Regions from separate parts of the Homo sapiens genome. Here region 2 is linked to region 1. The links are chromatin loops, found by intact Hi-C in ENCODE. Cell type or tissue: PC-3. All regions are shown on one strand. Each heading gives the region's core, and the rest is flanking DNA. Links, peaks and the distances in the headings are about the cores only.

Region 1 (2,916 bases), core at 218-2,717:
GATCTCAGAAAGTGGACAGGGCCAGACCCTCAGGCTGCCCCCCTCCTCTTGTGCTAACTTGGAGACAGAACTGCTGAGAGCCCAGGGGCCTGACCTAGCCCTCTCTCCATTCCCACCCGCTCCCTAGATGAACCACGCTCCCTAGATGGGCCACGCACCTCTGGCCTAACAACGACCATGGGCTGGACCTGCAGGGGTGCCAGGGAGGAGTTCTGGCCCTGAAAAGGAGGTTGGCTGGAGCCAGGTAGACACATCTTGCCTCAGAAAGGCCTTTCTAAGGGCAAAACCCATCCCTGAGCTGAGATTGGTGCTTTAAGGGATGAGGACTCACTGCAGAATCCCAAGGCGATCAGTGCCTTTGTAGATGTCAGCATAGTGAGGCCCCATGTCCGCTGGCAGCCCAGCTGGGCATCCCTGCAACTCAGAGGGAGCCAGGGTGAGGGGTCCAAGATAAAGGGTGCATGTGTTGCTTCTCTGGCCAGATCCGGCTGCCCTACTCATGTGTGCAGCCAGTTCCTCATCACTCTCACTCCTGGGTCCCAGGGCCAGCATCAGAGCCTCTGTGGGTGCTCCCTAACTTCAGCCCTCCCCACCCAGCATGGTGGAGTGGAGAGGCAAAAAGTTGAGGGTTGAAGGCAGAGGACAGAGGGCAGTGAATGGTTAACGCCTGAGCCACAGCTGAGCCTTCCTCTACCCAGGACCCTCTGCTGGCTCTCCATCTCCTCTGAGTGACAGCTAGAGCCTTGCAACGGCCTCAGGTCATTGAACCTGGGCCTTCTTCTTCCCCTGAGCTGTCTGCCGCTCTCCCCTGCTCACACCAGACCAGACCAGATGCAGACTTCCCCTCTGGGCCTCAAGCATGCCAATCACGCTCCTGCCTCAGGGCCTTTGCAATTTTCTGTGGTTCTCTCAGAAAGCCAGACATAGAGGAGGGAAGATGGGCTTCAGAAACAGACAGATCTGGGTTCAAATCCAAGCTCTGCATTGTCTGGGTAAAGTAATTGATCACCATGAGCTCCAGTTTCTTCATGCACAAAATAAGGATATTAATACTTGTGTTGAGCTATCTTGAGCATTAACCAAGAAAACACGTATAAAGTGCTCACAGCAGGGCCTGGCATGAGGGAGGGACTGATAATGTGTCTCCTTTGCTAAGAGATCGTTAATTGGATGCATGGTTTAAATTAGTTCCATGTAAATATAATAAGCTTCTCTCATCAAACCAAATTTTTGTTGAGTTGCTTCTGGTGAATCTAGTGTCAGAGCCTGTCTTGTGAGTGCTTCTAAAGGAAACACTAGAAGCTGCTTGTGTAATATCATGAGATGAACACTAGAGGCTGCCAGAACAGACGACATGATTGCGTTTTTGATCTCTACATTCTGTTCTTTCTTGTACAGAAACTATTTTTTTTATTTATTAGAGACAGGGTCTCGCTCCATTGCCCAGGCTGGAGTGTAGTGGCTTGATCATGGCTCCTTGAGCTCAGTCACTGCAGCCTTGAGCTCTTAGGCTCAAGCCATCCTCCTGCCTCAGCCTTCTGAGTAGCTGGGACTACAGGCATGCACCACCACACCCAGCAAATTTTTTATTTTTTAATTTTTTGTAGAGGCAGGATCTTGTCAGCAAACTTCATTTAATAGGCAGTCAAGTTCCCCAATTAGGAAAACTAGGATTTTTTTTTTTTTTTGTAAAGCAGTATCTGCCACACACCAAAGTAAATTCCTGATGGATAGCAGCATTAAGTATAAAAAATACAACCATAAAATAGATGAAAATAAAGCAAATAGTTGTCTGATTTGGGGATGGAGGAGAACTTTTGAAACAAAACACTAGGAAAAAAAGATTTCCCTACATAGAAAGAAATTTCTGTGCGTAAAAATATAGACACAACTAAAAGAAAGTGATACACCCTGGGACAAATTTTGCAACATGTGTGAGTGACACAACGAAAAGTTAATATACCTGGCATAATAAAATAAGTTCATATAAGTAAGGTGGGAAAGATGGGTAGCTAATTAGAATGAGCAGATAATTTCTAAAAAGGAAATAACAGTGGCCTATAAAAATATGCAATGATAATTACTAAGTACAAATAAATACTATAATGAGACTTCATAATTGGCCTACCCAATTGACAAAGAGATTTTAAAAATAACAACTAATATTGGCGAAGGCACTGTGAAGTGAACACAAATGAGGACAATTTTTCTGGAGAGTAATTAAAAAAATAATTTCAACTTTTCTTTTGGATTCAGGGGGTATACGTGTAGGTTTGCTACCTGGGTATATATGCTGAGGTTTGTGGTACAATTGATCTCATCATCCAGATAGTGAGCATAGTAACCAATAGTTAGTTTTTCTACCCTTGCTCCTCTCCTTCCCTTTCCCCTCTCATAGTCTCCAGTGTCTATTGTTGCCATATTTACGTCCATGTGAATTCACTGTTTAGCTCCCACTTGTAAGTGAGAACACATGGTATTTAGCTTTCTGTTCTTGTATTAATTCACTTAGGATAATGGCCTCCAGCTGCATCCATGTTGCTGCAAATGACATGATTTTTTTTTTTATGGCCAGGTAGTATTCCATGGTGTATGTGTGCCACATTTTCCTTACATAGTCCACTGCTGATGGGCATTTAGGCTGATTCTATGTCTTTGCTATTGTGAATAGTGCTGCAATGAACATATAAGTGGATGTGTGTTTTTTTGGTAGAACGATTTATTTTCTTTTGGATGTATACCCAGTGATATAATTTGGATCTGTGTTCCTGCCCAAATCTCATGTTCAGTTGTTAATTCCCAGCGTTGCAGGTGGGTCCTGGTGGGAGGTGATTGGATCACAGGGGTGATTTCTGATGAATGGTTTAGCACTAGCCCCCTTGGTTGTGATAGTGAGTGAGTTCTTGTGAGATCTGG
Region 2 (2,916 bases), core at 200-2,699, 260 kb after region 1:
TCCAGATGACTTAGATCCTGTCTAGGCAAGAGTGAAATGTTTCCTTCTTACTGATGTGGCTTGGAAGAGCAAGGTTTCTAACAGCCTATAATTTTAGAAAACAGTATTTCTTAGTACTGTGTTCTTTTGTTAACAAAAGCAGTGGATTTACAGACATATTTCTCTTTTTAGTTTGGCATCTCTGTATACATTCCAAAACAAAGAACAGAATGCTAAACCATGTATCAAGTGAGTACTTATTTTATTTCACTAAAGGGAATAAAACTTTTTAATAACTACTGCTACATGTTATCTATTTTGAGTGACTCCGAGTTGGAAAAAGACTGGGAGACATCACCAGTGTTTCTACTCCACAGAAGACCTGTGGTATTGCTAAATATTTGCCACTCTTTGATCCGTACGACTTTGGAGGAATTCATTTTGTAAATCTGGTCTTCCAAAAACTGTGATGGACTATGATGGATCATAGACTCAAAGGACTTCAAAGATCAGGGATATGATAGACCAAAGGGTGTATTTTTAAAAAGAGAAAACAAAACAAAACACACCTCAGAGGTAAATTTGCACTGAAGACCATCAGCATTCCTTGGACAATGTTATCTTTAATCTACCTTCCAACTCTAAATTTATTTTCTGTATTCCTATTCATCTTTGCTATGGCTGGAAAAGACAAAGCTATTTTATTGGTCACCAGCTAAACTAATTCCCCTTGTCTTTTTCATAATGCCACCTTCCCACCTCATAAACAAACAAAACCCTCAGCCAACAAACTAAAGAAGCTGTGACAGAAAGATAATTGATTCCTTTGTAGATATTGTCCATAGATTTTTAAGTATGTAATACAAAGTGCATATGTCAAAGCAAGAAAGCAAGAAATAGCCCAATTTCAATTTTATTTCTAGGTCAATAATCAGGGAAGGGCATTCAGAAAGGCACAGAATGAATGAAATCCCCATTTAGTTTGACCTTATTGTTCCCAGAAAAGTTCTTTCCCTTTAATTGCTTGATTTATCTTTGTCTTGCCTTACTAAAAGTTATGATTACTATGTGATAGGAAACTATTTGAAAGCTATTTTTCTTTCCTTTCCCCCTCCACCCCCAAATAGTACAGTACCATCTACATAATAAGTGTCTCATAAGTGTTAATGAGTTATAAACCAACTCAGATTACTAAAATAAAATCAGTCTAGCAGCTTTGGTGATGATTTTCTTATAAACAAGGTTAGGCACTGTGTCATTAAACACTGGGCCATTCTTTCCATAGCAGAATCAATACACATCTGCTCTTATGAGCCATTTTGGTTTTTAAGAAATTCTTGCTTGATCTCAATGCCAATCAGAAACCCAGCCTGTGACTCATGAACATTCCAGTCCCATGCTTAAGTCACGGATGGCAGCGAACAAGAGGAAAGTGTGATGGTGGCTGGATTCTTCAAACTTGCACCTTCTCACATGGCATGGCCTGGAAGGACTAGCTGATAGATGAGCAATTGTTCTGATGATATACATGACCAGGTATTCCGTTCTAGGGAAAAAGTAGACAGGTAGAAAACAAAGCATTCTTTAGTGATTTAGGGATCGCTGCCTCAGCAGTTAAATCCAGAGTTCTCATTTCAACGGGCAGCTACAACTCCAGGAAATGACCTCATGTCCTGGGGGTCATCAGCATCCAGCTAGGATATATAAAGGGCCCAGAGTGGAACGAGGACATTCACACCTGAGAACATCCAGCTCCTCTCAACAGCCCAACCCACACCAGCCTCAGACACCACCATGACCGGCTCCTGCTGCGGCTCCACCTTGTCCTCCCTGAGCTACGGGGGAGGCTGCTGCCAGCCCTGCTGCTGCCGCGACCCCTGCTGCTGCCGCCCCGTGACCTGCCAGACCACCGTGTGCCGCCCCGTGACCTGCGTGCCCCGCTGCACGCGCCCCATCTGCGAGCCCTGCCGCCGCCCGGTGTGCTGCGACCCCTGCTCCCTGCAGGAAGGCTGCTGCCGCCCCATCACCTGCTGCCCCTCGTCGTGCACGGCTGTGGTGTGCAGGCCCTGCTGCTGGGCCACCACCTGCTGCCAGCCTGTGTCTGTGCAGTCCCCCTGCTGCCGGCCTCCCTGCGGCCAGCCGACCCCTTGCAGCACCACCTGCAGGACCTCCTCCTGCTGAGACCCCACCTCTCCTCTCAACGCACGAAACATTCCCAGGTGCACAGAAGCTTGTGCAGACTCTTCTACCCCTTCTGGATCAGATGAGAGACTCCACCTTTGCAGCCTAGCTGATCCTCAAGCACGAATTCAACAATAACATCCTATCTATTTCCCCACATAATTATGCAGCTAATCCTGGCCCTCTCTGACAATCTTGAGAAAAATTCCAGCTTTCATCATTCGAATTCCTGGCTTGAAAAAAAAAACGAGTAAATAAAAATCAAAGCTCCTCTTGAATAGAACTCTGTCCCACTGACTCATCACCCTTTTTTCTACTGTTTCAAGGTTCTCAGATGAGATTTTTTTCTTCCAGGATAATACTATTTGTATGCTGTATTTTTGCACTGTAAAAAAAAATAAAATTATATTTCTGGGGAAGCAAACATTTCTTTTTATTTATTGTTTATTGCTCTTCAAAAGCTCATATTTAGCTTACATTACAGCATGCAGAACCAGAAGAACGAAAGGAGAGATTTTCTAAGGGCCATTTTTGAGCTTTAGAATAGGAACAACTCAGGTGGAAGGTCTATAATTTTAATAGCATTTCAAATAAATCTGATCATCTCATGATTCACCTTCATATTTCGAGTCGCAGGTTTTATGGTGATGCTGACGAAATGGTGAGACTACAGTAGGTCTCTGTAAACATAAACTTGACTTATGAATAATTCACACACATGATAAGGGGGAGGAAGTCTAAGCTAAGTTATAGCCC

What was found. Hi-C counts contacts between places; a loop is a spot of excess contacts. Peaks named below come from ENCODE experiments on the same cell type or tissue, not always from the same donor. Only the 100,000 strongest peaks of a DNase experiment are listed, where the experiment ranks them.
Region 2: a loop joins it to region 1, with 10 times the contacts of the local background. A loop is called at or near these places in 6 of 110 quality-filtered maps.

The regions. Positions count from the first base shown.
Region 1 is chr17:41,320,926-41,323,841 of GRCh38, reverse strand. It overlaps the pseudogene TBC1D3P7. Among named protein-coding and RNA genes, the nearest start is that of KRTAP17-1, 6.7 kb to the right of the region's middle. In PC-3, for the core only: a CTCF peak has its summit at 1,323; a DNase peak (open chromatin) is centred at 1,321.
Region 2 is chr17:41,058,908-41,061,823 of GRCh38, reverse strand. KRTAP2-3 (keratin associated protein 2-3) reads left to right here and starts at 1,710. Exons shown (of 1, transcript NM_001165252.2): 1 at 1,710-2,584. The coding sequence starts at 1,774. The coding sequence ends at 2,160. RefSeq lists enhancers at 1,391-1,965, 1,966-2,540. In PC-3, for the core only: no CTCF peak of the experiment used is centred there; DNase peaks (open chromatin) are centred at 1,403 and 2,373; H3K27ac peaks cover 2,500 bases.